4 separate regions of the Homo sapiens genome follow, and regions 2, 3 and 4 are each linked to region 1. A link is a contact called in ENCODE Hi-C data. All regions are on one chromosome and are shown on one strand. The core of a region is the stretch at or near the end of the contact, and the rest is flanking DNA. Distances in the headings are between cores, read along the strand shown.

Evidence for each region. Hi-C counts contacts between places; a loop is a spot of excess contacts on that map. Pooled maps may share reads with other maps.
Region 2: a loop to region 1 is called in a map of gastrocnemius medialis, with 13 times the contacts of the local background. The contact joins the promoter of KLF5 here to the promoter of MYCBP2 in region 1. A Hi-C loop is called at or near these places in 2 of 168 maps with a recorded cell type or tissue (CD4-positive, alpha-beta memory T cell and gastrocnemius medialis) and 9 of 50 pooled maps.
Region 3: a loop to region 1 is called in a pooled map, with 6 times the contacts of the local background. The contact joins the enhancer-like site here to the promoter of MYCBP2 in region 1. A Hi-C loop is called at or near these places in 3 of 50 pooled maps.
Region 4: a loop to region 1 is called in a map of CD8-positive, alpha-beta T cell, with 16 times the contacts of the local background. The contact joins the promoter of KLF12 here to the promoter of MYCBP2 in region 1. A Hi-C loop is called at or near these places in 2 of 168 maps with a recorded cell type or tissue (CD8-positive, alpha-beta T cell and naive thymus-derived CD4-positive, alpha-beta T cell), 3 of 37 single-sample maps with no recorded cell type and 15 of 50 pooled maps.

What each region holds. Positions count from the first base shown.
Region 1 is chr13:77,322,094-77,329,985 of GRCh38, forward strand. MYCBP2 (MYC binding protein 2) reads right to left here and starts at 5,001. Exons shown (of 83, transcript NM_015057.5): 1 at 4,381-5,001. The coding sequence starts at 4,682. It overlaps LOC127898562, which reads right to left and starts at 4,895. Exons shown (of 1, transcript NM_001414702.1): 1 at 4,812-4,895. The coding sequence starts at 4,895. The coding sequence ends at 4,812. LOC107984564 (a long non-coding RNA gene) reads left to right here and starts at 4,952. Exons shown (of 2, transcript XR_001749930.2): 1 at 4,952-5,042; 2 at 5,171-6,105. RefSeq lists enhancers at 3,301-3,480, 5,151-5,480, 7,502-7,581 and silencers at 4,421-4,540, 4,581-4,960.
Region 2 is chr13:73,055,060-73,062,951 of GRCh38, forward strand. KLF5 (KLF transcription factor 5) reads left to right here and starts at 3,946. Exons shown (of 4, transcript NM_001730.5): 1 at 3,946-4,529; 2 at 6,802-7,675. The coding sequence starts at 4,269. RefSeq lists silencers at 3,690-4,299, 4,620-4,709.
Region 3 is chr13:73,698,715-73,706,606 of GRCh38, forward strand. The region is part of intron 7 of KLF12 (KLF transcription factor 12); the gene reads right to left. Among named protein-coding and RNA genes, the nearest start is that of LINC00393, 41 kb to the left of the region's middle. Within about 2 kb of position 3,762, at least 5 of the 41 ENCODE cell types and tissues checked have a DNase peak (open chromatin) inside an H3K27ac peak, as active enhancers do.
Region 4 is chr13:74,129,515-74,137,406 of GRCh38, forward strand. KLF12 (KLF transcription factor 12) reads right to left here and starts at 4,890. Exons shown (of 8, transcript NM_001400136.1): 1 at 4,458-4,890. RefSeq lists enhancers at 3,368-3,547, 3,578-3,627 and a silencer at 4,637-6,386.

The sequences.
Region 1 (7,892 bases), core at 3,751-6,250:
GAGGCTGCAGTGAGCTATGTTCACACCATTGCACTCCAGCCTGCCTCAAAATAAGTAAAATAAAATAATCCCTGAACTTTTGCTAAAATGACTACTTAACCTCTTACAACCAAAATCCCATGCATCTGAAGGATGGACTCAAATACCATTTCTAACAAGAAAGAGATAAAGCAGCTGAAAAAACTAAGGGGGTTAAGTTTAGATTCCCCATTTTGGTCACAATCCCCTCTATTGTTTTCACTAACATTGTTCTTCTAGGACTTCAGGACCCAGATACTCTGACTCCTCTTTATCTTCCAGTCTATCAGTTCCCTCTTGGCATCACTTTCCTTTTTACCATATAGTCAAACACTGTCCCCAAAACCTTCCATTTCTTTTTTCTTTAACCCTAAATCAACTCAACTAGGTTTTCTCCATTTCTATTTTGTGTGGAAAAACATACAGTGCCATGCTGGTTGGAATTTTAAATGTGATTTTAATAATAACAACAGGTAACATTTCATGGGCACTTACCAGGTGCGGACATAATGTCCTTTTGATAACACTACAAAGTTACAAGTAAAGAAACAGACAAAGTCTAATTAACTTGCCCAATTTAACACAAGTAGAAAAAGGTAGACGTGAACTAAGGGAGTCTACCTCCAGTGCTCTAACATTTAGCCACTGTGCTATGGTGCCTCCCAAGTGCATGGTTATACCACCATTCACATTCAGAACAGATCATACATTCCTTCATACATTTCCTGTCCAACCCCTTTCCCCAACAGAATGTTCCGATTTTGATTGGCCTCATTCATCCAAAAATATATCTATTCAGTCACTGGATAAATGAAAGAGTTATTCCCACATTCTACACAGTCACTGAGACCAAAAATAAAAGAGTAAGACATGATCCTTGCCTTCTCTTCAAGTCCCCACACCCCTCATTCTCAGCAAAAACAAACAGACAAAAAACAGTAACTAATATTTCATAGCAGTCAACATGCCAAGCACATACATTGATTCATTTAATCTACAAAACAATTCATGTTAGTATTATGATCCCCATTCTACATATTTAAAAAACTGAGGCATAGAAGTTATGTAATATACTCAAAGTTACACAGCTAGCAAATGACAAAACCAGGATGCAAAACCAGTCTAGCTTCTGTGCCCAAGCTCTTAACCACTTTGTTAGACTGTCATCAAAGTCACTGAGTCCATTAGGTTTGAAACTCTCAACTTCTCAACTGTACACCTAAAGCAAAGAGTAATTAATTCATTTGACATTGACTGATAACTCACTCATCATGTTTTTGTTTCTTGAACACAAGCCTGTTCCCATTTCAAGGCCTTTATAAATTCCCAGAACATTCTTCCTCTACATCTGCCTCCTCATCATGGCAATTCAATTTAAATGCCAACTCTCAAAGAGACATTTCCTGACCATGTTACCTAAAATAGCCCCACTACAAATTGCCCTATCACATGAAATAGGTTTTATTGCCTTCACAGTTACTTATTACTAAGTGAAATTATGAGTTGTCTATTTCTCCCATTGGAGTGGATTTTCCAAGACGGCAGAGACTTTGTCTATCTTGCTCACCGCTACATCTTCAGCATCTGCAATACTGCCTGGCACAGAGCAGGCACTTGATGTTTACAGAATTCATGCCAAAAAATGTGCTAGACATTGGGATTATCAAAACGAATAGGATATGATGCCTATCCTCAATAAACTCCCAGTCTTTATATTTACAAGTACTCACCTCCACCCCTTCTATATTAACTGCTCCTTTTTTCAATGGCTAACCTCTCCACCTGTCACCTTAACTCTATCCCTGAGATCCCTTTGACCTCTTCCTGTCCCTGAGATCCCTTTGACCTTTTCCTATCAATTATCCCCTCTCTCACTTCTTCACTCTGTCTCTCCATTTAGCCTCCCATATTTGCATATCCCACCCAACCTCCTATACTTGAATATCCTTCCCTCAACTTTGAAATCCCCTTGAGTTACCAAAAACACATTCCATTCACTCCTCACCACATCCCTCTATTCTGACCACTTCCTCAAAAGTTATCAATGACCTGAAAACGGTTCTCACTTTCTTCAACATTTACCACTTCTGAGAATTTTCAATCCACTCTCCTAGAGCCACAGAGGCTACTGTTTCATGATTTTCTTCTTAATTTTGATTCCGTTTCCTTCACTGTCTCCTTTCTCTCACACCTTTAAACCTGATGCTCACTAGAGCTTCATTCTCTATTATTGCTCCATTCAGTCTCTCTAAAAGATATCATCTTCTCCTTTAACTTGTGTCCCTATACAAATAATTCTATCATTCATTCAGAGCCGAAACCCCAAGTCTACTTTCCTCAACATCTTTAATAAGAAATGTGATTTAATTCTTAATCAAATCATCAATAGAGTAGTTGCAGGCTACTTTTTGTAATAAAATAATGTGAACTTAAATAAACAATAATGTTGCGTTGAACAAGCATTAGCAGGCAATATCATAACATAATGCTGATTTCCATGAGTAGTTCTTGAAATACTTGAACTAATTCTTCATTACTTTTCATTGACGGCTTGTACAAAAATGGACCAAGGGCTAAAAAATCATTCACAAATGTTATATGATTAATCTATGTTAATTTTGTCTAAAACCGTTAATATAGTTCTAGATACACAGAAATCATATTACACTAGTAGTAGGAAGTCAAAACAGGAATATACAAGTCAAAAATTATTGCATAAGTCTGGAAACCATACACAAAATAAATTTAAATTCTTTGAGAGGAGTTTGTAAAGATGTTCCTGCGGTGCCATAATTTAGAGATTTACAGATCAAAATTATACCTAATTATCAGGGCAAACTGTCTCACGTAGTTTTGTGCTATTTTCAAAAGCATTAGCAAGAAACAGACTTGTGCCATTCTGGCCTTCAGTTCAGATAGCAAAAAATAGTTACACACGTTTACATCCATATGGTAAAACTACTGCTGTGCCCAATCCTGTAAACAATCACAGACATGAGAAAACTGGTTAACCTAGAAAAAGTGTGAACAAAGCTCCAGCTTTACAACTGTCTCCAACAGATAAGCCATGATACCTAGTGATAAGCTACAAATACCTGACTTACAGCCTCGTCCCTTTCATAATGGGAGAAAAAGACACCTAACAATTGCCTAATAAATTGCACATTCAATAAATAACAGTAAACTCTTTAACTCATTTTGACAGTTTCCTACTATGTTTTCCCCATGTACTGCAAGAAGCTGTGGGAAAAAAAAGATGAAGCCAACTCCCAATTACCACTGTCAAAGCTGGTGAAACAAGTCAGTCACCAACCTTCAGGGTATGCGGCATGTAAGGGCATGGAAAAGAAAACAATAGGAGAGCCCTCAGCAAAAAAAAGCACCCACATTTTAAGAAAAAGAAAATGAAACCAACTGAACATCTACATCAAGGAAGCTGAAGGTGTAGCCAACCCAAGTAAAAGAGACAAATCTACGCGCTATTCAGATTTTCTAGCTAGTGGCAGTTGAACGCTGTACCAGCTGTCATATTCTGAAGTTCTGCAGTTTTCCCCTTTTCCCTACAAAACCCTCTCTACTCTAAAGCCTGTAAGTAACAGAGGAAATCGAACAGAGGATGAAGAGAAATGGCCGATGGGACATCAGATCACAAGAGTAACTGCAACCTCATTTCTAGAAGACCAAAAGGCCCGGTTATCAAAGTACAGCTCTAAAAATCTCTATCAGACACCTTTCGCATCCACACAGATCTCCATCTGCGTCCCTTATTCATAAATCTTTTTAAAGCAAACCTCACGCCTATCCCTCGGGCCTGCTTATCCAAAACTCAACCAATCTATACCATGACTCCTCTTGGTGAAAGGCAGATTGAAGGGAGGTGGAAAGGGCTGGAAGGAATGTCATGGGAGAGGCGGCACGTGCAAATAACATTGCGGCAGAGACACTGAAAACGCCACTTCCCTTGCCACTGTTGCAATTCTCTTCGTGTATCATCCTCTTACCCTCTCTACCCATGCCACCTCCTACCTCAACGATACACACACGTGTCACAGCCGACCAGCACCATCGCCTTTTCCAGCATCACAGGTTCCCCTACCACCCCTCACTATCCCCCCACATAGGCAGGCAGACACACACACACACACACACACACACACACACACACACACACACGAGAAACTGCAGCCACCGCACCCTCCTATCTCGATAAGTGCTCCTGCCAACAGACATCCAGAGCGGACTGAAAGCTCAATAAATGCGCAGGTACACACACGCAAGCACACACACACGCGGGTGCACGCGCGGCATGGGGCGCAAGGAAGGGCGGCATGGGGCGCAAGGAAGGGCACCCTGGGGACGCACCTGGAGGCTGGGTGTCCAGCGCTGCCGCCCCCCTGGTCCCTGTCATTGAGCGCAGCGGTATAAATCCTCCGGTAGCGGTCGGCCAGGGCCCGGCCTGACAGCAGCAGCTGGTAGTGACCCCGGGAGTCCGCGGCGGGTAGCCCCAGCCCCAGCCCCGCAGCAGCCACGGAGCCGTCGGGAACCGGCATGAACAGCGCCCCCGGCGCCGGGGAGGAAGAGAAGGTGGCGGCTGGGTAGAATCCGTCCCCGCCGAGCCCCGAGGAGGCGGCGGCGGGGGAGGCAGTCGCTGCGCACATCATCATCCTCGCCGCCGCCGCCGCCGCCGCCGCCTCGTCCCCGCGGGCCGGGCGGGCAGACACGCGCGCGCACACACAGCCCTTTTCCAACGACGACGGCTCCGGCGGCGGCCTCTGGCTCCCGCAGCAGGGAGACTACAAAGACAGCGACCTCCTTCTCCTCCTCCTTCTTCTCCTCCTCCCCCCCGCGCCGCCCTCGCCGCTACTGGGGCCGCTCATCTAACCCCGCCACCCCGGGAATGTGAGGAGGAGGCGGTGCCGCCACTGCCGCCGCCACCACCGCTACCACCGCCACCACCGCCGGGGCTACCCGCAATGGGAAGCTGCCGGCCTCACAGAGCATGCGCCACTCCTCGCACATGCTCAGTAACTGCCGCCCCTTTTCCTCCCCACCCCCTCTCCGCCACCACTCCCTCCGCCTCGGGGCTTTGGGTTTGGGGCTGTTGGGTTGTGCGGAATCTGAAGTAGTCCACTTCTCCGGGTTTTACTGGCAGCTTGAAGAAGAGTAAGGAAAGTGCTGGGGAGGCTGTCAGCTACTGACGTTCGACTTCAGGTTCCCTCCAGGTGGAAGAACGAGGACCAGAAAGCAAGGGGGAACGTGCCCATCGCCAGAGGAGGAGTGGCACGCTCTTCTGCTACCTCTTCTCCAAGGCTCTGCTGCCAACAGGAAGATTTACTGTGAATTGTGCTGGTTAATTCAGAGTTTAAGGCAGAGAAAACCATCCCAATTAGAAGTGCCTTTAGCGATCTTATTTTATATGGTTTTTGTCATTAGGATTTACGCTTGTTTAACACAGCTTTTACTTACAAAGACAGGTAGTAATCTAGCACATTCTTTTTTGTGTGTGAAAGTATTTTGTGTGTGAAAGTATAACAGATAGGCTAGTATTCACAAGCCAGAGTCATTCCCAAATTCTTGTTCTCAACGGAGCAATAATATTTTTTAAATTACTCTTTTTTATTGACTCCTCACTCACCTAAGAGTGCACTTTTATCTCTTGGCAGTGGTCATTTAATGGTTTATTTTTTTCTGCCCAAACTTACATTTTTAAAGATAATTCTTGAATGCGATCTGAAACAATAATTGTGACGGAGACTGTATAGCGTCTGAAAATGTCAGATCCATCACATATCTTGTTGTTGTCTATAAAAAAGTAACATTTGCTCAGTCCTTTGTTCCAAGCTAACCTACGAACCCCATCTAAGTATATGCTCTAGAAATATACGTGCCAATGCACTTTGATTCCTACTACGTTTTATCCTTTGACTCTCAATTTGAAGAGTTTCCTAATTTACAGTCCTGACAAAATAATTTATAAGTTCTGTCATCCCAGTACTGTATCTTTCATCTATGTACTAGTTCTTATATCTGTGCCTCTTCTTCGGATGGCCTTCTCTTAAAAAAAAATAAAATAAATGTTAAAAAATCCTCCTTAGTGTTTGAGAAGTGCAAACAACAAGGAATAGGAAAGTAAATTAATTCTAGTTTTAGGGTGGAAGGTTGCTGAAAGCAATGCATTTTTTTCTGAAGCTTTAAATAATGGATGGATTTCATTTAGTTTTTTTAAAGATAATTAGCAGTGGGATAAACATAGGAACAAAGGACAAGACATGTGGAATCATAGTATTTTAGTACTGTAATTAGCCCTGTTAAGTTTTTGTATTTGTCTTGTTTCCTTACCTAAGTTCCTTCAGAGCTTGCTGCTTTTGTGTCTCCTTCAGCCACTTCAGGACTTTGCATGTAGTAGGTATCCAGTAAGTATTTATTAGACTAAATTTCTATCCTAATGCTTCAGCACAGTTAAAGACCTCAGTGTTGACCAGGCAGCCCCTAACCCTGGAGTGAGAACCAAGACAATGGTGTAGAGGCAGCTAAATTCTAAGAATTCTAAGGCCTGACAGGTAAGCAATGAGAGGGCCCATTACTATTGCAAGACCTAGCAGGGTAGCTAAAAGGCTCTGAAATCAGACAGCCCTGGAATTGGATCCTGACTCTGCTACTTAATACTTGTCTGGCTTTGGGCAAATTATCTCCTCTGAATAATGCTCAAAAGAATACCCACTACATGAGATTGAGGGAGGACTTAAAGGATCTAGGATGTCCAACTTGGCACATGAATTTTCACAAATGGTAGCACATACTAAACAAAACACTAGGTTTTCCGTAGGGTAGCAATGGTGTCTGTTCAACCATCACAGGCTCCTAGCACAGGGTCTAGCCCTGAACAGGAGGGAAATAGATGTTGGCTGAATGAATGAATGTTGCTTGCACAGAAAACATTTACAGCGCAGGCTCAGGTGGTGGAATGTGCAGTCACTGCCCATTTAGAGTTTCTAGTGGACATTGACCCGCGTGGCTGCCCTGGTCTCCGGGCTCTTCCCACCATTCATTAATTTCGCTTCAATCTTTACTGCTGTTCAGTCCCAGACAGGCCCCTACGGAGCCTGATGGGTACACTCAAAACCCGGAAACTGGATAACTTGCTAAGAAGCCCGATGTCATTGAGCTGCGCAACTAGGCGTGCGCAGAGTCGCACACATGCTCACTTAGGTATCCGAGAGTGGCATTTCTGTTGCGGTTGGCAGCGTTTCCTTCCACGGCAGCGGCAGCGGTCGCTCTCCTCAAAATTGATAGCCAGTGCAGCGTTTTTTCTCCTCCTCCTCCTCTTCCTGCCTCCGCACGGCGCGCTCCCCGGTCCCTGCAACTGCCACAGCTACCGCCTTGGCAGCTGGGCAACTTGGAAGGCTCCCCTGGGATGGCGGGGGAGTGGGGCGCATGCCAGAAAGAAAAAGGCATTTGGAGTCACCCTTACTTCTACTGTCAAGGGGACGTGAAGGAGAGTGTGGTCACAAGTCGCGAGGGTCGCCTGAACCGTCGCTGCAGATCGGAGACGTGGGTTTCTGGCAGTATGCAAAGCAAGCGTCCCCTCCCGCCGCTCCTGCGAGCTCTACTACCGAATGCCTTACGCAGCCCTTGTGTTTGGGGAAAGAGGGGGACCTATACAGAATGAAAAAACACAGAGGGCTTTGCTTTTCTTTCCCCACCCCACCGAGCTCGGCCCCCGTGCTTTCTGCGCTGCCATCTTAGTTCCTCCAGCGGCCGGGCTGGGCGTGTGTGCATTTGTGTGTACAGGGAGGGCTGCAGCCGGGGGGCGTGGGGGCCGCCTGGGCGGCTTGGGTGTCGGAATGGGCTAGACAGCAGTTCACCCACGACAC
Region 2 (7,892 bases), core at 2,696-5,195, 4.3 Mb before region 1:
CTTGGCCTATAACTTGGTTCCAGGCATTTATATTTATGTCACTTTTGTCTACTTATTATACTAACAAGGTGGAAAAAGCAATCCCAGTCTCTCCAAAAGGTAAAACTCTCCTGTTTTTTTGGATATTATTAGAGTTTTAAAATTAGGCTAGATAAATTATAGTACCCTTAGGAATAAGTGCATAAAGGGAGTTTTATGAAATATTTTAAGAAGAACACATTTAAAAATCCAAACTGAAATATAAAATGTAATTTCTTAAGAACTGGAGGCAAGAGACATTACAAAAATAAAATATTAAATTGTTGTCTTAAGACATAATTTTAATTAATATAAATAGAAGTATTTAGTCTTATTTAAACTGCATATTTTTTCATCACAAAAGCAATGAACAGAGCATCTTCTCTCTTGTCTCGTAATCTTTTGAGTCAAAATGCTTTAAATTCCAACTAATCTCAGTTGAAGCTTCTATTTATCAGGCTATTTCCTTAATGACTTTTTTTCTGATGTGTGGCTTTAGGTGGTTGCCATTAATGAAAAAATACAAAGACTACAGATGTGAAATGTTGGAGAGGACAATAATTACAATAGTTTTAAGTTTTCACTGATACAGATTCTAACAGGGGTGTGCAATCAATGACTACCAAAAAGTCACTTTAATTAAATAATCTTACCCTAGAGAAGAGTGTGCTCCCGTATAAAGCTTTATTTTTCATTTTTATTCTTGTTCTTTTTTCTGTGGCCCAAGATCACTTGGCAATTTGATACTGATTTGGCAGAAATAAATATTCTATGAATATTTTTCTACTCAAAGTGAATACAGTTTTGTTGGCTGTGATACTCTATACCTCTTAATTTCAAGCTGTGACGTTTTTGCCAAACAACTGAATTTAGATTTGCCAAACAACTGAATTTAGATATTCCTTTTGCCGTGTCGTTGTGTGAACATTGCCCTAGTGATAGCTTCATATTTCCCTCATCTCATCATTCAGAAGCTATTTATCTATTTTTTTCCACTGCCTCCTTCAAACCCCCTCCCCCAACATTGAATGCCTGTTCAGCCCCCGCATATTCATCCGTATTTATTCCCGTAAAGATAGTGACACTTATGGTTTATTCTAAGACTAAATCTGTGTTGCCCAGTGACTAAGGACTTAAGCATGCACACTGCTTCTATGCTTACCCTCCTACCTAACTTGACTACTCAACATTTTTATTTCATTCCCTCAGAATCCCCTGTTTTGGCACAGTTCAGTTAACACACCACTGCCAGGCCACTAATTGATTTCTGAAACCTGACATTTGTTTTTTGTTTTCTCCTATCTTCCCTAATGGTACAGCACTACTAAGCGGGAAGGAATGCAAAGAACTAGAAAGTTCAAAGTAATTGAGGATCTGTCCATTCACACTGTCTGGCTTCAAGCCAATGTAGAACCTGGAACATTTGAAAAATATTTATCAAGTTTTAACCCTTTTTACTAAGTCGGTGAAACAGGTTTGCAGCTGTAGCATTTATGTTAAAAGCAACAGCAAGGAAACTTGGTCGAACATGTTCTTTATATGTTCAGAATCACATGGCAAATGTCTCCGAAAAGGATTACTTTCCAATTTCCGTACTATTGTACAGTGCTAAGCTAGTTATTTTCTGTGAGACTGCAGAGCAGGGCATTTCAGAGAAACTATTACTTAAAAGTGGCAGCCCTATTTCATGAATCTTTATGCCCAAAATGGAATTTTAAAACCTGCTACTGTATTGGAGCAAAAAGGAATATATTCAGTTACTATAAGAACCCCAACGCTAGCTTCATATCTATATTATGAAAAGTGGAAATATGAAAAATTAACAAGACTAAAAATATTAAAAACTTAGTTGTATGGTTTTTTTTTTGCAATGAAAAAGCTTTTGTAAATGAAAGCATGTTAAAAAGTGGTGTGAAATTATAGAAGCATTTCCAGTAAAATACATGGATTTTATTGCAGTGAAAACTTAGGTTGAAAGACCGGGCCACTGAAGCTCTCGTAAAAAGACAAAAGGAAAGGTCTAGATAGGTTTAAAAGCACATTAAGATACAGCTACCGAATGTATTAAATCTAAGTTAGATTTAGCTTAAAGTTACAAGAGCACAAAAGTTCTATTAAGAATTATCTACATCACATTTAGGTTTGATGTTATCAGAATTAAGTAACTAAAAATCTTTCAAAGCTCAATTTTTTAAAAGAGTTACATTAAATCCCATCCTAATTCTATAATCTGTTTCTAAGCTAATTAATTACATGATAGGTTTTACATTAGAGAAAAGCAGGACAGCTTTTTAAAGATGAAGATGGACAGCATGGGGCTGCTTGGTTAGAGAAAAACTTGCAAAAGCACTTATTAAATAATACTTTGATAACATGAAAGTAGTCATCAGCCATTCTCTGAAGGCAGTGATCACAGCTATAAAAATGAATCATGTGTCAACAGGAAGAGAAGGAAAAGGAGAAAAACCCAGTTTACAGCATAATTTTATATTTTCTAATAATAAATACATTTCTTTATGTGCATATTAATTTTCTACCCATTGAAAATGAGATCCATACCTTTGATAGATACACTCTTTGAAGTGAACGTTTTTATCCAAGACTTTTTTTTAAAGCTGTTTTACTCTGAAGTGATGAATAGGCTGTGGTATATGTAAAACTGTCTAATGGTATATTGTGTGTCAACATATGTACATTTGTAGTAATATCACAGGCATTTTTATTGCAGTTTATTGTTCCGTCCTCCCAATAAGCCAGATAAAATCATGTACAAGAACATTAAGGATTAAGGGAAGTGGTTTCCTTAGGTGATTGCTGGCAAAAATTCACCCTCCCATTATAACAACATAGTAAATGGATGGTAATATATTTGGCTATTACTTTCCAACAAATTTGGATTCCCAGTTTTCAGAGCTGCTCTGTGTCTATGTTTGCGGCTTTTTGATTGTCTCTTCGTAGGAAAAGGTGCCACAATGTGAGGTAAATGTGCTAGGTTTCTGCTTTGTAAATATTAAAGTCCATTTTTTGAACATACAGTGCTAGCAAAAATAAGTCAAAGATGTAATGTCTATTTAAATACACGTTTGAGCTAGTCGTGCTTAAATTAGATTCCATGCTTCGGCTAGAATCAACACGGCTTAAATATTAGAAACTTCAAAATTCATATGGCCCAAGCCCTCCTCCCCACACACGGATGGGAAGTAGAAATGTGTGGGAAAACGTCTAGCAATTAAAATCCTGAAGGAGTGGGAAAAACCCAGGCTTTTATGCAAGGATCTGAAAAAACGCTTGCCATCAAATCTTTTATTCAGGCATTCTGAATTTGCCTTGTTAAACGGATACACTCACTGCTAAAGATACACAGGGACAAGAGCTGTTTTAAATTTGTTTATCACACCGCCCCTAGTTTTCTGCTAAAGAGAAGTACATTTTGGATATTTAAAAGTACACACTCATTAGACAAATCTCTAAAAGCCTCAGCGCCCCTACCTAGCTGCCTTCTGGGTTTCAGCTTTTGAGTTTCAGGTCCTTGCACAACACCTAAGACGTGCAATACTCTTTTTCTTCCTAATCCTGGCAGAGAACAGTGCGAAGAGATCTCCCTCCGCGTCTCCACCCTAATTCCCCCTCTTCCCAGATTCCACCCGCTCCGCTACTTCCCTCCGCCCCCGGCTCCGCCAGCCCAATCTGTCAGAGAAGTTGTGTACAAACTGCGCGGCCGCCCTGCGCGCGAAGCTCGTGGCCCGAGAGGGGTGCGGTCGGGCCGACGGAGGCGGGGCCCTGGCTGCCTCTCTCCCTGCTCATAGGCTGGCCGCTCAGGCCTGGCCGGCCTCGGGGCCTCGGGATTCGCGGCGGCGCTGCCAATCAGGCGATCGGGCCCCGCCCCCCCGGAGTTGGGTGAAATAGAGGCGGGCGTCAAGTGTCAGTAGTCGCGGGGCAGGTACGTGCGCTCGCGGTTCTCTCGCGGAGGTCGGCGGTGGCGGGAGCGGGCTCCGGAGAGCCTGAGAGCACGGTGGGGCGGGGCGGGAGAAAGTGGCCGCCCGGAGGACGTTGGCGTTTACGTGTGGAAGAGCGGAAGAGTTTTGCTTTTCGTGCGCGCCTTCGAAAACTGCCTGCCGCTGTCTGAGGAGTCCACCCGAAACCTCCCCTCCTCCGCCGGCAGCCCCGCGCTGAGCTCGCCGACCCAAGCCAGCGTGGGCGAGGTGGGAAGTGCGCCCGACCCGCGCCTGGAGCTGCGCCCCCGAGTGCCCATGGCTACAAGGGTGCTGAGCATGAGCGCCCGCCTGGGACCCGTGCCCCAGCCGCCGGCGCCGCAGGACGAGCCGGTGTTCGCGCAGCTCAAGCCGGTGCTGGGCGCCGCGAATCCGGCCCGCGACGCGGCGCTCTTCCCCGGCGAGGAGCTGAAGCACGCGCACCACCGCCCGCAGGCGCAGCCCGCGCCCGCGCAGGCCCCGCAGCCGGCCCAGCCGCCCGCCACCGGCCCGCGGCTGCCTCCAGAGGACCTGGTCCAGGTAGGAAGAGCCGCTCCCCTCCCACCGCAGCACTCCCGGGCTCGGGCGTGTCCCGTTGCTGCGACTCGCGGGCGACAGGGGCCGCTCCAGGCTGGGGCGTGCGTCGGGGCGCACCGGAGCCGGTGCTGGGTGGGCAGCCCCGCCCTGCACGCCTGGCCGGGGCCCCGCGTTTCGCTGAGAGTAAATGGGGGGGGGGGCCGGGGGTGGGAAGGATGGAGGGGAATCTGCCCCGGCGGGTCGGCCTGGGAGAGGTAAGAGGGAGGGAACTGGGTGCTCACGCGCACCTTAGTTGTTTTTCTTACACTTGAGGGACGAAACCTTGTACCTTACGCTCAGTTTTACTTAAATTACGCCTTCGCCTGTACCGCTCTCCAATGCCAAGGCATTGGAGCCCTCCCCCCCATCCCCATCGTCTCGGGTTAAGTAGAAACGCAAATTGGGGTGCTGGGGAGAGGTTCCCCAAGGTTTCATACCCGGTGGCTCAACCTGCTTTAGAAGCGATTGCGGGCCGCGTTTGGAAAATGAGAGTTAGGAAAGCTAAGGTTGTGTCGGAGCGCTTATTTTTCCTTAAAAAAAAAAAAAAAAAAAAAAGACCGGGGGTGTTGTTTTCTTCGTGTGCACGTAAATTTCCTCCCGGAGCCGCGTTGAAAGCTGGCAGTTGGCTTTTACACTTGCCCAGCAGCCGAATTAGAGCAACCGCCTGTTTCTTTCGCCCACGCAGGGAGTCATATAGCCCAGAAAAAACTTCCCGGGACTTTTAGCCTGTCCCAAGGAAAAAAAAATTGGAAACATACCCACATGCAAACAGCTGGAAGAGCTAAAATCAGAAACCACTAACCGCCGCGGGAGCGCAGTGCACGAAAGGGTTTAGTTCAGTTTATTTCAAGACACTTCATTTAGTAGCTCTTTGGCGTGTCGTATATTTGCTACCCAGCGCCTACTCCGTGGGGTCTGCCAGGGTCTTGCTGTGAGAGGGCAGTGGCGTTTGTCAGAGATGTGACTCACATGATGAGAGCGTTAATTTTTATTTTTAAATCATGTCTATCCGGGAAACCCCGTCCGCATCCACACCAAGGTCCGAGATGAAACGCATTTGAAATGAAGTAGTAGCAGAAAATGACTGTCTTATTTACCTGTTAAGGTGCCACAGCTAATATATGCGCCATTCCATCTAGTTGGTTTTCTTATCTTTCGAAATTTCCTTTTCAGTGTTAAAAAATGTAGGCTTAAGTTATACTAGGAGAGAAGATAGCTGGAAAAGGCTTGAGGCGACTTGTTACAAGCTGGTTTATAGCCTAGAAAAGAGATCACCGTTTGAAAAGTATTTGGTTATTTCAGTTTGTCAATTTTCTGCTCTGGAGGCACTAAGAAGATAAGGGATGACTGAGCTTTTTACAGAGTAGGGGGGAATGTAGCATTGGCCCACTGAGAAGGACATGATAAATGTTTTGCTGATGACTGTGCTAGGGATACAGCAGCCTCCCCACCCACGGGCTCCTTAGCAGCACTCTACCAAGGGAGTGATTTTCCCCTAGGTAATTAAAGATCTGTTTTAGATAGGGATATGAATAGGAACATTTCATTATCATATTAACCAATTACAGGATCTGCTGATGAAAATCAACATTTAGATCAAATATTGAATGTGAAATTGTTTTGTTTCAGTGGATACAAGGTTTTGCTTAGAACGTTGTGTTTAATTTCTCATTGAACTGTAAACAAGAAAAGACACTGAAATAGCCAAATAATATTTTTATATTACTTTTGAAGTATCTAGTCAAGAAAAGAAACCTGTGCAATATTTTAAAGGTTTGCATCGTTTTTTCTATTAAAAAAAACCACGCTTTTTAATGTTTGTGACTTAAACAGAATTGAGGTAGTTTGGCAACATTTCAATACTGTACTCTAATTGCAAACTTAACTGTGTAATGGGGCAGGGAATCCTGCTTGTACAGGGGTGATGGTACCTTGTTATTGCATCAGAATGGAATGTTTTAAGTTTGCTTTCTTTTTTATTCTTGATTTGCGTCTTTCACTTTTGGGGGTGATTGGGGGAGCAGTTTTACCAGTTACACAGAGTTTCATAAGGTTTTGGTCAACCAGTTATTACACAATCGACAAAATAAGCCTGATATGTTTATAAGCAACACTGAGGAGTTTGCCCTAGTACCTTACACAGGGATTGGGGGAATTTTTAGTAGGCGCCGATTGTTCGTTCTTCCCGAGATGGTGAATCAGGTGGATTATGCATTTTATATCTCTTCTTTTTTAGACAAGATGTGAAATGGAGAAGTATCTGACACCTCAGCTTCCTCCAGTTCCTATAATTCCAGAGCATAAAAAGTATAGACGAGACAGTGCCTCAGTCGTAGACCAGTTCTTCACTGACACTGAAGGGTTACCTTACAGTATCAACATGAACGTCTTCCTCCCTGACATCACTCACCTGAGAACTGGCCTCTACAAATCCCAGAGACCGTGCGTAACACACATCAAGACAGAACCTGTTGCCATTTTCAGCCACCAGAGTGAAACGACTGCCCCTCCTCCGGCCCCGACCCAGGCCCTCCCTGAGTTCACCAGTATATTCAGCTCACACCAGACCGCAGCTCCAGAGGTGAACAATATTTTCATCAAACAAGAACTTCCTACACCAGATCTTCATCTTTCTGTCCCTACCCAGCAGGGCCACCTGTACCAGCTACTGAATACACCGGATCTAGATATGCCCAGTTCTACAAATCAGACAGCAGCAATGGACACTCTTAATGTTTCTATGTCAGCTGCCATGGCAGGCCTTAACACACACACCTCTGCTGTTCCGCAGACTGCAGTGAAACAATTCCAGGGCATGCCCCCTTGCACATACACAATGCCAAGTCAGTTTCTTCCACAACAGGCCACTTACTTTCCCCCGTCACCACCAAGCTCAGAGCCTGGAAGTCCAGATAGACAAGCAGAGATGCTCCAGAATTTAACCCCACCTCCATCCTATGCTGCTACAATTGCTTCTAAACTGGCAATTCACAATCCAAATTTACCCACCACCCTGCCAGTTAACTCACAAAACATCCAACCTGTCAGATACAATAGAAGGAGTAACCCCGATTTGGAGAAACGACGCATCCACTACTGCGATTACCCTGGTATGTGCTCTTACCTGGTTGAAGCATCAATAGATGTAGTGTGTGTGTGTGTGTGTCTGTGTGCGCGCGCGTGTGCGTGTGTGCACGCGCGTGCCCTTTTCAACCTCATGGCTTTAAATAGGAAAGTTGTACTTGACAGTAAAAAAAAAAAAAATTACCTTTTTTTTTTTCTCTATCCTATCTCTGTGCTTTAACTTTGGTATGTAAACCAGTTAGT
Region 3 (7,892 bases), core at 2,512-5,011, 3.6 Mb before region 1:
TGGAAGAGTTGAATAGCTGCAACATATAATGTATGGCCTTCAATGCCTAAGACCTTTACTATCTAGTCTTCTATGGAAGGGGTTTGCCAACCCCTGATTTTTATAAGAGATGGCCATCTCTGCTTTTTGTAAGCTTCGTGAATATGTTAGCTTATTGAATTGGGATTATATATTACACATTGGGTGTTGGAAATGGGTGGGTGAGGGAATGTTTTAGTTACAGTTCAATCACTTAATCTCAAATTAGGATCCTCGATTCAAATTCTAACAGTCCTCTCAGTGATAAACACACATGATATTTCAAATACTTCAAATTGATTTCTGGGCAACAGGAAATGAGTCACTCTCTTAGAAGACTCACCCACTGAGGACAGTGGCTCAGGCTTATAATCCCAGCTACTTGGGAAGCTGAGGCAGGAAGATCCCACTTGAGGCCAGGAGTTCGAGATCATCCTGGGCAATACAGTGAGCCCCCCCACCCCCCCACTGCAATCTCTAAAAAAAAATAAAAATAAAAAAACGTAGCCAGGTGCAGTGGCTCACATCTGCAGCCCCAGCGATTCGGGAAGCTGAGGTGAAAGGATTGCTTGAGACCAAGACTTCTGGTCTACAGATGTGCTATGATCATGCAGCTGCATTCCAGCCTGTGTGACCAGGCAAGACCCCGCCTCCAAAATATAAAAATAAATAATTTTTAAAAATGAAAATTAAAAAAAATTGAAAAAGGCTCACCCAACTCAATCAGACCTAAAAATATCCTCAGAATCTTCTGCTCATTAAAAAAGTACAATAACCTCACCTATGAGGGTGAAGGTCACATGGTATGAAGATCAGGAGTGCCTCTCCATACTTCACCTGGTAACCAAAAGTAAGGATTCTACATTACGATGGTGCCCCACCTCACCTCCAGCTCCTTTAAATACTGTTGTATTAAAATAGCCACTGTGAACACTGATGAGTTACCTTCCTATTGAGTCTGGGAAGTGGGGTTACAACATGAGAAGGATCAGAAAGTAGAAGCTGAGATGTTTGGAACTGTTTCTAAGATGGCTATTTTAAAGGCAGAAGCAGCAGGGAAAACAGCACCTGGTAGAGCAAGGGTTTGTCTGAGCCCATAAATGTAGAGTGGGGAAACAGTGCAAGTGAAGTGTGATCAAGTGTAATAAACAATCGTGAAAAACAAGGGAAGAGGCCTCAGAAATACAAGAGGCAGATACTTCCCTACTCCACGAATAAAATCAATAAAAATGATATATAAATTATAAGCTAGGCCAGATGCGGTGGTTCATGGCAGTAATCCCAGCACTTAGGGAGGCTGAGGTGAGAGGATCAATCACTTGAGGCCAGGAGTTCAAGACCAGCTTGGGCAATATAGCAAAACCTTATGTCTATCAAATAAATAAATCAGCTGGTGTGGTGACGTGCATCTGTAGTCCCAGCTACTTGGGAGGCTGAGGCATGAGAATCACTTGAACCCAGGAGGTGGAGGTTGCAGTGAGCTGAGATGGTGCTACCGCACTCTAGCCTGGGTGACAGAGCAAGACTCTGTCTCAAAAAATAAATAAATAAATTAATTAATTAATTAAAAAGAAAAAATAATAATAAAAAAATTTATAAGCTATTTGGGGCTAAGTAACTAATGAAGGCATGTAATAAGGAATGAAAACCTTTCCTATGTGGGGGAGGGGGAAGAAAGTATATCAGAAAACAGTAATTTAATTATCTAAGTGATAAAATGAATTTTCCTTGAAATTTTCCTTATAAAAACATACACTTTTACGATCCCCCCAAAAATCCTATGCATAATATTCTTCGCTCCCATTGCCCCATTAATAAAATTAGAATTTAAGCATTCTCTCACCATGCTTAAAAAAAAAAGAAAACAATATCTTCAATTCTCTCCTCAAAATTAGAGGCTGAGTTATGGGGGTAGGGGAAGAGAAGATGGCTACTGTGTCCAGCCAGAGAGCTCAAGAGAGACCTGTTTTCATTATATACGCCCAGTGCCTAGTATTTCATTAAAAAAAACAAAACAAAACAGGAAAGAAAGTCTATAAGTGCTCTCTTTAGACTAGTGAAATTTTAGAAATGGATACCAAAAATTTGAGTAGCTACTGCATTGTGTTTTAACAGGACACTGTATCTTATGTTTGTGCTTTGAAGCAATTTAAAGCACACAATCTTATAAACACATTAAGACAGCAGAAACTAACTTCATGATGAGAGTAAAAAAACTAATTAGAAAGATAATTAAGTTTGTAAGATATCCAGTAGTATGTGTAAATGAGCCCTGAAAGGCTATCATAAAGAACAGAATTGTCTTTTTTGTCTTCTTTCCTTTAAAAACTTGCTAGAAAATAGAAAGCTAAATATAATTTTTAAGAAGTCAGCAGCAGGGACAGAATGGTGAATTTTCCATGAAAATGTTCCTATGAAAAGAGTTGGCTGGGACAATAAATGGAGTCAGACCCCTCCCAGGGCCTGGGCTGCTGCTGCACCTGGGCGACTCTGCATCAGGTTGAGCAGTGGTGATCAGAAACTTGATTTCTATTAATTTCTTTAGAAATAATGCATTTCCCCTAAACTCATTTGAATTAGAATTCTTCAAATTACTTGAATTCTGTAACACACATAAGAGGAATGTGCAAATGTGTTATTCAAAACTATTTTCTCTGGAAATAAGCTAAAAATAAAGACAGCCTACCTACCTTCTTTGCTTCTTTTGTCTAACTCACAAGTACACAGTCAACCTCTTTTGACAATAGTCTTTAAAAATGTGTTTTATGTTTTTCTGAATAATCTAAAGTTTTGACTTTACTTTGATTTGATAATCTTTGATTTTGGTTTCTTATATTAAATCTATGAAAGAGCAAACTTACAGAAAAAGGTATTGTGCATTTCTTTGCCAATAAATCTTAATAAGTTTTTTTTGTTTTTAAGTTGAGACATTACATTTTTGATGTAAAGAGAAAAATCAAAGGACACTAGTTGGGTAACGGGTGGCTAGCTGGGTGATACCATGCCAGTGCTTGGTGTATAGCTTATTAACTTCTAGGTCTTCAATTCTGAAGGGATGGTCTCTATGTCCCATGATAAATCCTTAGGCCACTTCCAGGTTTTGTATTTAAAAAAAAAGAATATGACCATTTTCACCACAACCTGTGCTTCTCCAGTTCTGTGAAAAACCTGGACTAAACTAGGAAAACTTCTGAAAAAGAAACGTGTTAACCAACACTAATAAGAAGAGCATCTGTTTTTTAAAGTGAAATAGTCCTCTAAATGTTAAAAAAGACGACATACCACACACACACACAAAAAAAGGGTGGGGGAGGTGTGGTTGTTATTGTTCATCCTGAAAACTCTGTAACTCCATTTCGGAGTTCATGTTAAATACAACTTTCTATGTATATGCAGCATATAAAAATGTAGGTATTATTTAAATAGACTAAGTGTTCTGGGAAAACAAAAACTCACATCAGGGTTTTGTTTTGTTTTTTCTTGAAATAACCAACTGATGGATTATGAAAACGGCTGTCTCTTTCAATTTTGGTTAAAGAAAAGGATTAAGAGTCACTAAGTGCATTTCCATGACATTTACCCAGCAGAAGGCAGAATAAAGTCTAAAGAAAACACCAGGTATTGAATGGATTCCCAAAACCCACCAAACAAAAATAACTTTTTCAGGTACCTCCCATTTCGCCATCTGAAATGCTGAAAGGTACATGTGTACTGAGACAAAAGACAGGTGCCCTTTCATATTAAAATGACGTGTGAGCAACGCACATAAGAGGAATGTGCAGTTTGAAAAAGCCTGTGTTAAACAAAACATCCATGTTCTCATCAGCTTCTCTATTATTTTCTCAAGCAACTGAAAAGGAACACCTTTTGCAACAGGAAGCACAGGCATTTTCTTAGGTTCAGAAGTGCATTTCTGAAACGTGTCCCTGTTTAACTTTTATAAAGTTACGGGGCCCCAGACACTGACAAATGAGCTTCATTACATTCAAGGCTCAACGTATTTGCTGTGACAATCTGTTTCACTTGAGGAATGGTATTTGCATATGAGGAAAAAAACAAGAATCAAGATTCCTATCTTGTCTTCTGGTTTCTGTTACATTAGTTCATGAAAGTTCACAGAATCTAGATCTGGAAGGAAATTAGGTACCTTCAAGATGAGGAAACTGAAACCTAGAGGCGGGGAAAGAGCTGAGATTACAAGGCCCCTGACTTGTCTGCAGACAGACCAGGCGGCTATACCTCTTCATAGTTTACGGCAGCATACAATACCACAGGTTTTGAAATCTGAAAGAGCACACAGCCATATACAGGCTTAGTCACCTATATGAGATTGATCCAAGGCCAAAAAGTTAAGCTTTCTGAAAGCTTCCCAGTTTGAAAGTTTCCCAGTTTCCTCATCTGTAAAACAGGAATGCCATTTACTCCTGCAGCACTGTTGGGAAACTCAAAAATACACACACTACATACCTGGCAAATAATACCCACTCAATAAAGGATATTTTATATTTACAAAATTCAGGGTATTTCTGTTTTTATAAAGAAATAAAAATAATATAAAGTTAAAAATGGATCCTGTTTGCTATTTTTTCAGCAATTAATTATAGTTTTGGGGTAAGCAGATGCCAATCCTGATGCGATTTTCTTAACATTTTAAAGTATAAAGGTACTTTATAGGCCAAGCAGACCAATCTATTCCATAATGTCCATTTGGTCCTGTCAATTCAATCAAATAAGTAATCAATATGCCAGTCTCCATCCTACTGAATTGCCTGGACTGAATTAATTGGCTATCTTTTTCATTAGGTATTATGAAGACCAAGTGGGTTCCTTCTTTCCTCCTCTAAATAATACTGCATATTCTCTAATAAGTATTGTTGATAAAAATTATATTTGCTAAAGCATATAGTACTTTCCATGTACCATACTTTGCTCTAAGAGCTTTATGGATATTACCTCATTTAATTTTGATAACTTCCTAAAGAAGTCGTTGCAATAACTAACCCCACTTCACCCAGTGTCGTCACCCAGTTAGCATGTGTCTCAATTGCCACTCACCCTGCCTCTCAACATTTTAAATTAGTGCTGTCATAAACCAGGATATCTGGTCAGAACTGGGCACGGAGACTGCAAATGTGAGCTACTACTCACAGGACAGACAATAGTGTTAACAAACACAGGCTAGCCCTTCTCACCCAGAAATCCGATATAAGTGAACTAAAATATCCCATAATAAAAGTGAACTTTAGTGTAAGTAAAAAGTTCAAGGTCAAAAGACAATATTTTATTTGGCTGTTCTGAGTTTTCATTTCTACGTAGTGACCTTTCTTTTCCTATGTGACTGGTTACTTTTTCCTTGGTTTCTTTTGCAGAGACCTCTTCCTTTACCTGTTGCATAAACGTTTCCAAAGATTTTGACTTAACTTCTCGCGTGGCAGGTGTTCCTCTTGGCTCATATGTCTTCCACTACAACCTATAAGGGAAAAGACTCCTAAGCAGCTATACCTCAGTCTCTCTCCTAAGCGCCAGAGAGGGAGACAGGACATTTCCAACTGGTGGTCTGAAAGCATCTTCAATATGAGCAAAACTTGCTCAGCATTTGCCACCTAAACATGTTCCTCTTCCGGTTTTTCTGGAAAAACAGTAATTCCATCTACTCAGGTACCAAATCGTCAATGTCTCCAGTTGGAGAGATTTCTTGGACTCTTCCCTCTGTGTGACTCCCTGCCTGCCCCACTCTGATAATTACATCTGCCAGTTCTGCCTTCTAAAATCTATCCAGCAATCCTCCCAGTTTATCCCCACAGTGGTGGTCTACCTTGCTTTAGGTCCTTTCCACCTTTTACCAGGACCAGTTTCTAATGATTCTGTTTCTCCGTCTTGCCTCCTATGCACACCAATTTATTGTCCATGCTGTAGAGAAAGAAAACTTTTTGAAAGATAATCTGATCATGCCACTTGTTGGCCCCATAGTACCCTGAGACACTCTCTTCACACCACGCTGTGATTGAAGGTTTTCCTCTCTGTCCGACTCAGCAGTGCCGACTCAGCAGTGCCGTACTGTGGATGACTTTGAGCCTTCTTACCACTGTATCCCCAGGGCCTAACACATTAGTGCTGTGTGCTAATAAAGACTTGTTGATCAAAGGAGTGAAACTACTTTAATTTAAATACTTTGTTCTTTTAAAAATAGAACATAGGAGGGTCAACATAAGAGTAATCTATTTTGTGAGACAAAGAGAGTACACTGTTTACATTCTATCTATTCTATAATGTTTTCTTGTCTAATGAATTAGAATACATACTTTTGAAAATAAAAATATATTTGTGAGGTATCATTTAATACTAGTGCCACTTACAGTTCTAGTCTGCAAACAAATATTTTGTTTTAAACCTCTGAAATTAGTAACGTGTGACTGAGCCTTGTATTCTGTTGCTCAAATGAGCATTATTTTAACATTTAAAATATATCTCTTACAATTGTATTATTCTTAGTTATGGAGATTTTTAATTGAATTATCATAAGCATTATGAATCAACATTTTATTTATTTATTTATTTTGAGATGGAGTCTTGCTCTGTCGCCCAGGCTGGAGTGCAGTGGCATGGTCTCAGCTCACTGCAACCTCTGCCTCCCAGGTTCAAGCGATGCTCTTGCCTCAGACTCCTGAGTAGCTGGTACTACAGGTGTACACCACCATGCCCAGCTAATTTTTGTAATTTTAGTAGAGATGGGTTTTGCCATGTTGGCCAGGCTGTTCTAGAAGTCCTGACCTCAGATGATCCTCCCACGTCAGCCTCCCAAAGAGCTAGGATTACAGGTGTAAGCCAATGTGTCCAATCCTATTTTTATATATTCTTTAATGATGAATCTATGTTCTATCAAAATACAATTCCTTATTGTCTTTAATAATTCCATTAAAACCACAAATTTTATATTAGTAGTTAATTTTACCATTTAGGATATGACCAACACTCAAATCTAGTTATTCTTAGGCAGAATGAGAGAAAGTAGAAAGACTGAAGATATTATTATTCCATACCTTTTATATAACCCAGCTTTGATGGATGTATGGATAAAATGAAGCCAGAAGCAAAGGAAGGAGAATGATGTCACAAAGACACGATAAAGATCCCATGGCGGCCGGGTGCAGTGGCTCACGCCTGTAATCCCAGCACTTTGGGAAGCAGAGGTGGGTGGATCACAAGGTCATGAGATCGAGACCATCCTGTCCAACATGGTGAAACCCCGTCTCTATTAAAAATACAAAAATTAGCTGGGCGTGGTGGCACACACTTGTAGTCCCAGCCACTTGGGAGGCTGAGGCAGGAGAATCACTTGAACCTGGGAGGCAGAGGTTGCAGTGAGCCGAGATCGTGCCACTGTACTCCTCTAGCCTGGCGACAGAGTGAGACTCCATCTCAAAACAAACAAACAAACAAACAAACAAAACCAATGGCATCTTTAACTTTGCACTGTCATTGATAATTTATATGCTAACACAAACAGAATTATGAAACACAACTCATTTAGTTATTTATTTAAATGAGGTAATAATGGATAGGTTTAGAAGTCTTTTCTAAATATAGGAAAAAAGATCAACTTATTTTTAATTGATAGGTTTAGAAGTCTTTTCTAAATATAGGAAAAAAGATCAACTGTTTTTTAAATAAAAATAAGGTAAAACTTTTAAAACAAAATTTGTTCAACTATGTACAGAATGGTTGCCTACATTCCAATCATTGTAAATCTTAAGCATGTGTGTCTAAACAGTAACTCTCCATGATAGGTTAAAATGACTCTCTTCCCCATTGATGAAAATAAGTGCTACACCTGCAAAACATTTTGTTACCAATCCAAATTTTTTGTTTTCCTT
Region 4 (7,892 bases), core at 3,640-6,139, 3.2 Mb before region 1:
TCTCCTAATTTATTCCACTCTCACCTTCCATGCAGCAGTACAGCAGTAAGGGCTTCCTGCTACTTCTGCACCAGACAGCAAATGTGTTTGGAGCAGTCTAATTATTACACTAATAAATATTCAAAAATGTAGACCATGAGAGTAGCAACAAAAGAAACACATGACTTTAAGTTGAAAAAAAAAAAAAGACAGGAAGAAAGACCATACCAGAGCAGAATTCTTTGGGTGAATATCCTGTAATCTACTGCCGACCAAAACAAATTTTTATGGAGCAATAAGACTACTCAAGTAGCCACTTTATGACAATAAACACCCAAAACGGAAAAATCCTTTTGTAACATAATTACTGACAATATAGAGAGAAAGTAACCATTTAATCCACAGCATGTGTTCTCTACCACAAGAACTCAATAGCTGACATCAGATGGGGTGTGGCCGACCTAGGCCCTAAAAATGAATTCTGGCGGGTGGAAGTCAGGCAGCTCTCTGGGCTGGGCTTGGGATCCAGAAACTTAGCAGGTCTAACAGAGCCTAAGACTGTTGACCTTCTGGGCATAGGGCAAGGCCCATCTGTTTACTTGCTTGCTTTTGGGAGGAGTGGTTGTGGTAGATGAGTTAAGGCTGTGGTTATAGGGCGTTGCCAGTGATTTAATTTTAATATTTTTACCCTTACATTCTGTACACAGTTAAAAGTTCAAAGCTGTGCATAAATTGCAGGCCGAAAAACAAGTAAGTGTGAGTTTGAAAGGAAAAATAAACACTGGGCAAAAATATAAGCCATTTCCAGTCTATGATCATACAGTATTTTCAAATAGAAAATGACAGATAAGCAACTACAACCTATTTCAGACTTATTTTAAAAATTAAACTTGTAGCCAGCGCAGTCGCTGATGCCTATAATCCCAGCACTTTGGCAGGAGGTTTGCTTGAGGCCAGGAATTCAGGATCTAGCCTGGACAACACAGTTAAGACCCCGTGTCTACAAAAAAATTTTTAGCTGGGTGTGGCAGTGTGCACCTGTAGTCCTGCCTACTTGGGAGGCTAAGGTGGGAGGATCCCTTGAGCCCGGGAATTTGAGCTATGATGATGCCACTGCAGTCCCGCCTGGGTGACAGAGTGAGACCTCAACTCAAAAAAAAAAAAAAAGCTGTTTTCTAAGCAGAAAAGGTAATAATGGTGTTGATTTTGAATAAAACTGTCTTGGGATTTTAGCTCATGTTCATTAATCAGCATGCAAGTGGCAAGCAGAAAAACTTATAAACAAAAACTTTTCAAATGAGTTTGTGCCATTACTAGTTTTATAGTTTAATACACAATCTACAGCTAGATTTATGAACTTGACTGCTTCTCTCACAATATAAAGAAAACAAACCATTTGACACTCCAATTTAATGTGATCATTGTAATATTATTAATTTGCAAAAACATAAAGTCCCATGCTTTCCATGTTGTACAATGGAAAAAATGTCCAGGACCTCTATATGTTCATCTACTTAACAATATGCCTTCACTGGGTAAGGTTACCCCAAACTCTAGATTAACCAACACTGGCTTGAATTCAAAATGCTCTCAGCATAGGCCTAGAGGCCTAAGCACTTACGTTGTCTCTGCAGAGATAAAACACACCTATATTTAAGGCCAAATTATTTCAGTAAGTTGATAACAGCCTGTTTCATGATATACTGTAACATCTAAAACTCACTGGAGCCTGTTAAAGTGCATACTTTCCCTGAACAGGAGTCAGGGAAAATATCCCTGAGCAACATGTATATTTTCACATGACCAGAACACGATGGATATTACAGGCCAGATGCATGTTCTTCAGAATGAACGTCAAGCATCCCGATTTGTTCTCCCTTTGGCCTGGGGAGAGTGAGTACACTAGTGTTTGCAGACCTTCCCTTTCAGCACACACATAGGCTGCAGCTGTAGTAAACAACCACCAGCCAAGAGTTGCTAAGGTCAAGGTCTCAAATGCTATACCAGGACCATTTACTCCCAAATGATAGTCATTGCTGTAAAAAGAACTTCTGGGGAGTGGGAGGTGGAGAATATTAAGGACTCATTAGCACAACAATTTTTTTCAATAAACAGTAATAAAAAGCATTCCACAATAAAGTTCAGCTGACTGCATTGCTAAGTAGTAGATAAATAACTGAAGGTTTTCAAAAATAAACAGAAACCCTCAAGAATGTTTTGTTTAACCTGACATAGCCATGTTGGTTACATGGTCTTAGTTCAAAATTATGAAAATTTTATGTGAAAACATTTCAAATTTCAAATTTTCCCAGTACATTTCATAATAGTTATTAAATTGGCAGAATAATAAACTGCTTTCCTAATTTTTATATGCTCAAATTGCTCTTTCCCCAACTCAAAGGAGCTTAATATATTCAATCTAGTATCAAGACCCGTCTGCAACAATAAAGATATAACTTACCCAACTGAAACGTCTGTCCTTCAACATCCTATTTCCACTATGCTTCTACAGTTTGAAATTTTCTAACCTAAAAGTATACTCCTTTATCGGAACCAATTTCTATGTGGTCTTAAAAAATGCACACAACATGTGAATGAGGTCTGAGAATAGCACAAGCAAGCTTTTTTCCTTGAGGGAGGGGGGGTCCACTGTTTTAAATAAATGTCAGTTCTAAAAGCGTTTCTTAGAAGACGGTATACACCCACTCCTCAAAGTGACCACTCCTATTCCCATCACAAGCTGCTTCTTGCTAAAAGCCACCAAATTTATTTCAAAGCATTTACTTATCTAAACAACTCTATCGTCCAGTAAGAAAAGGGCATGGAGGCGTCTAGGTGGTTTTGCAGAATGACGTGTATTTGATTGGCAGATGTCTACCGAAGTCACTAGATGCACACGCACTAAATGTAAATAGAGTTGCTCGTCTCTCCGATGTTACAGGGAAACAGAGAATCTTAACGCTGGTGTAAAATAAAATATCAGAGTGCTCGCCGAGAATTCCATTAGCCAGTGGAATTATCTAAAACAATCCATACAGAACGACACTTTAGCCATCTATACAGTTAAATTAGAGTGCTGACAATACTAACTACGCAAACTGTTTATCCAGATTACACATTCCGTTGTATTAATACTCTTTAACTCAACACAGTCAGCTTTTATCAGCTGAAATAAGACTATTACTATTAAAGTATGCAAAACTCGAAGCGCAGGGTGAAGGGGGTTGGGAAGCTGCAGGGCATATAACAAAGGAATTGGTACTTTTTCCAAGCATTTGCCTCAAATGCACTGCGAAACAAAACTGTTGAGTGCACCCCACCCTTTTCCCCAAAGATAAAAGTTTTCAAAGTTCTTGCAGACAGCTCGCTACCCAACAAAAGCAGGACTGATTCTCCCCGTAGGGGAGCATCTAACGTGAACACCAACTAATGTCGCGGAGGTCAAGTCTGAACCCTCAGAGTGAGCTTCTGAGGCAAGAAGTGGCTCCCAGGCCGGCTCTGCGGGTTCCCGGCCCGGGTGGACGTACAAAGTTGCCCCTTGTCAACTCCGGCCAGGTCCCCCGTAATTGAAAATAACAGCCACCGGCCAGCCCCTGGCTACTTGCATGGACCAGGCACTGTAGCAAGTGACAGTTACACATCATTACGACCAGAGACAATAATGAATGTAGCACCAGGAGCACTATTCATGCCAGCAGTGTCATCTCCGCCTTAACCCCTTCCCCTCCACTCTCTCCAGCGCGCACACACAGCCCACACGGTCCCGGTGCGGAGCTATTCATCCACCCCGCTCGAGGCCGGGGGGCCAACTACTTCCACGAGCCCCCCCTCCCCCCCAAGTTCAGCCCTGGGGTTTTATTTCACATCCTTGGCAACTGTCAGGCAAACACTGCAACCAACAATTCCACTAGGGGTAGAAAAACACTTGCTTAATTCACGTTACTTGATAACTTCTTCTGGAAAAAAAAAATTAGGGGAGGTGGGGAAGAAACCTCCTTCTTTCTTCTCCACGAATCCGACCGACGCTACTTGCTTTGCAACAGCATCGCCCTTCCCCGGCCCCCTCCCGCTTCCCAGCACTTTCCCCCTTTAAGAACACAGACCAACCAAAATGATTTAACTTGAGCAGATGACAGAAGGAAAATAAAACACGTTAAGAGAATACGGTCTGATTTGGGATGGCAAAAAAAAAAAAAAAAGAGGAGGGGGTTGTTTATTTTGATAAGAAACGGAATCGGCACAGACCTGAACAGAAGCTGCAGAGCAGGAGAAATTGTTTTCTTTCCCTCACACAGAGTCCCCCTCTCTCTCTCCCTTTCTCTCTCTCACACGCGCGCGCGCACACACACACACACACTCGCACACACACGGCGTCACCCGCGCACACGCACACGCAGAGCCTCTCAGCGGCTCTCTGCAGTTCTCAGGAAATGAATGGGGGGCAACCCGGGGAACTGTTGTACTTGCAAATGACTTACCCGGATCACATGATGCGCTAAATGTAGGGTGGGCCGGTGGGTGGAGGCTGCCGAGTTGCGAGCCCCGGTCTAGTGTGGGGAGCCTCGCCAGGCCCGCATCGAATTACCCCGGGGCCCAGCCGAGGGGGTTGCAGGACGCCGCTTCTCCTCCCTCGCAGCCCGCAGCTCAGGAAACCGGAGAGGCGCTTGGGGTGGGGTGGGGTGGGGTGCTGTGAGGGGGGGGGCCGAAAACAAGAAACCCCCAAACAAAAGAGCTCCGGGTCCTCCTCCCCAGAAACAAAGCCCCGCCGCTGCCGGCGAGCCCCGGGGTGGGGCCGAGGGCGGGGGCGGCGGCGGGGAGGGGCTCGCTCAGCAGGCGCTAAGTCGCTTTATTGCCATAAAATGGGGCCCCCGAGCCGCTCCGCCCGAGGATTAGGAGGCGGGCTCTGAGTGTGATGGTTGAAATCCCCTGTGGGAAACTAACCCCTCCCCGCTCGCAGAGGTAGAAGGCAACACCCACTGCCCGGCCCTCGCCTCCCCGCCCGGACCGCCGGGCTGGGTCCGCGGCGCCTCCACCCCGCCCCACCCCGCCCCACCCCTGCCCCCGCCCTCCGGCCCCGGGCCTCGGCAGCGCTTCCCTTTCACCTGCACCACTTTGCTGCGGCACCCCAAATAACCCACACATGGCCCTGGGAGCTCGGGGAGTCGTCGGCCGAGGGGGCCCGCGGGGGCTTGCGGCGGGAGGGACCCCTGGAGAGCAACTCGCTGGGCAAGGACTCGCGCCGAGCCGCGAGAAAGTCTCCTCTTTTGTGTCAGAGCGCGCCAGACAGGCTTAGGAGAATTCGGGGACCCAAAAAGCGTGCAGCCCGCTTGGGCCCCCACCCCTCGCCGCACCCGCCCGGGTGGGGGCGCGCAGTGGAGGGAGGGGGCTGTCGCCCGGGTCGTCCCCGCGGCTCGCCCGCCAGCGAACTTGGAAAGGTGTGGGCGGAGCCGGCCGGGACTGTGGGGCAGCTCGCGGGGACCGCCCCTGGGCGCCGGGCATCGCCCGCGCCGGGCAACAATGGGGTCAGGCAGGGGCAGCCCCGCGGGCGGTGCCCCCCGCGCGCCGGTGGGGCGGGCGGAGGGCCGGGCGCGGCAGGCAGGGGAGTCATTGTTTGGGTTCCGGAGCGACGCACGTTGCGGGCGAAGCGGGGGCGCCCCTTTTCCCTGCGCTTCACCTTGGCGGGATGAATGGGGGCGAGGCGGAGATGCGCGCCTGGCCTCGCCACCCCAGCGAAGGGGCCCCTGCCTGCGCCAGTTCTGTGGGAAAGCACGCAAACTTGGAGGACTGGGGCAGAGGAAGCGGGATCTGCAGACCCCCGCGGGGCCCGGGGGCGGCGGGGAAGGGAGTCCAGCTCCACTGCCCCACGCCCAGAGCGGAGCCCCAAGAAGCGGACGGCCCGGAGCCGAGTCCTTGACGCTCTCCCCGGCAGCCCCTCCCTCCCCGCCTCCGCGCCCCGGGGAGCGGATCCGCGGGATTGTGGGGCGGGAGAGGGAGGAGGCGGCCGGGCGGCCCTGCAGTTCCCGCGGCGGCTCGGAGGGCGCGGGGTCAGCGCCGAGCCGGAGGGTCGGCGGGGGCGGGGAGCAGACGGGGCGGAAGCGGCCGGGCGGGCGGGGCGCGCGGCGGACGGAGGCGGGAGGCTGTGGGCCCGCCTCCTCACCATCCTAGGTGAGCGCGGCGCTCCGGGCACGACAGTATTCCCCTGCCCCGCGCCCCCGGCCCGGCCCGCCCCGCGTGGGAAATCGCCAGGGCTGTGGGAAGGCCGGGAAGGGGAAGTTTGTGTGCAGAGAGAAAGCTTTGCTGTACTGTGGCGTGGAGTGGGGTGGGAAGAGAAACAAGGGAGAGGCCGAGAAACAGGAAATGAGAACGAAGGCACGAATGTGAGCCAGGGCCAGCTGGGCTCCCCATCGGTGTGGCGGTTTCCAGCCACTTCAGGCGCGGTGTGCGTTCCTAATGACAACAAAGGCGGCGTCTGCCTGGTGCGTTCTCTGCCTCTTGCCACTCCTAGGTTCTGGGGAAAATGGGATGGGTGGTCCAACCTAGAGGAGGGGTCCCACAGCCTAAGATGCGTCTTAGGAAGGCAGCAGGATTCAGAGGAGGGGTCTGTCCTGGTCTTGAGGTTTCGAAGAGGAAGAAATGTCTGAAATTTGTGGAGCACTGCTCGAGTGAAGTAGCCTCAGCGGCGGGAGCGGGAAGGCGCGGGCGCAGCGAGGGCGTCGGGAACCCAGTGGGACTCGGGGGTGAGGGGTTGGTGGTTGCTGCGGTGCGGTCTCTGTTCCGGGGAATGCAGCCGCAACTCCCACTCCCTGATCCGATCCTGGGCCTAGGGTAAACAGCCCCTTACACTCCACTACACCCGGATGGAAACGACGTGAAAACACAAGTTTGAAAAGCAGCAGAATATCAACAACTGCGCAGGATTTCAACGAGAAACTTGCCTCTACTAGAATCACTGTGAAGTTTCCCTCTAGGTGGGGCAGGGAGTGAAGGAAGGGAGTTTCACTGTAAGGGTGGAAGGATGCTGTAAGAAATTATGTCATCGTGGCAGTTCTTGTACTAACAGCTCTTTCTCGAGTGAGCTGAGTGGCGGATAGACCATAAATATATTCTATAGCGAGTGCTTCTGCACGTGGAAAAGCAAACTGCACTGCCTTCCTATGGCATAAGCCACGGGCTTGTTAGGAGAGTGATGAAAGATAGAAAACAAACTACAAGAATCCATTCCAGAGGGATAAGGAAACTAGGGGTAGGTCAAGGTTAGTATCTAGAGTCTGGATACCCTGTGTGGTTAAAAAAAAAAAAAAGTACATCAAGCATTGGGGGGAAAAGATGCAGATTTTAAAAATTGTTGACAGATATGGAGTAGAAATCTTAAGGCAACTTCCTAGCTATGAAAAGGAAAAGGAGAAAAGAGAAAAACAGGTTTAGAAGAGAGAATCACTTCATTGTGTGGACTTGGGGTGCGTGTAAAAGAGCAAAAACATTTGAAATAATACAAAGCATGGATGATAACGGAGATCACTAGAGGAGTGTGTGTGTGTACACACGCATGCGTTTCCAAACTAGTTCATGTAATTCTATCTCCATATAGAATTTAGATTTAAAGAAAAGTAAGGTGTGGACGGAAGGGAAGAAGATAGGGAAAAGTACACTACCTTGGCAAAGGTGCGGATTTTTAATGTTTAGACCTTTTTCCTCTCTACCTCTGTGTTTGCAGAGATGTGAAAAGTCAGAAAATGTAAAGATGGCAAATTTATTTCATCCTTAATTCAAGAGGACCATGTAAAAGAATGTGTAGCGAGAAAGTACGGTCATAGAATTTGGGGGTTGAAAGTATCTGTCGAATCCAATACTATGTGGCTTCAATCCTGTTTAAAACCAAGATGATTTTGATAAAGAATGATAACCCATTTCCC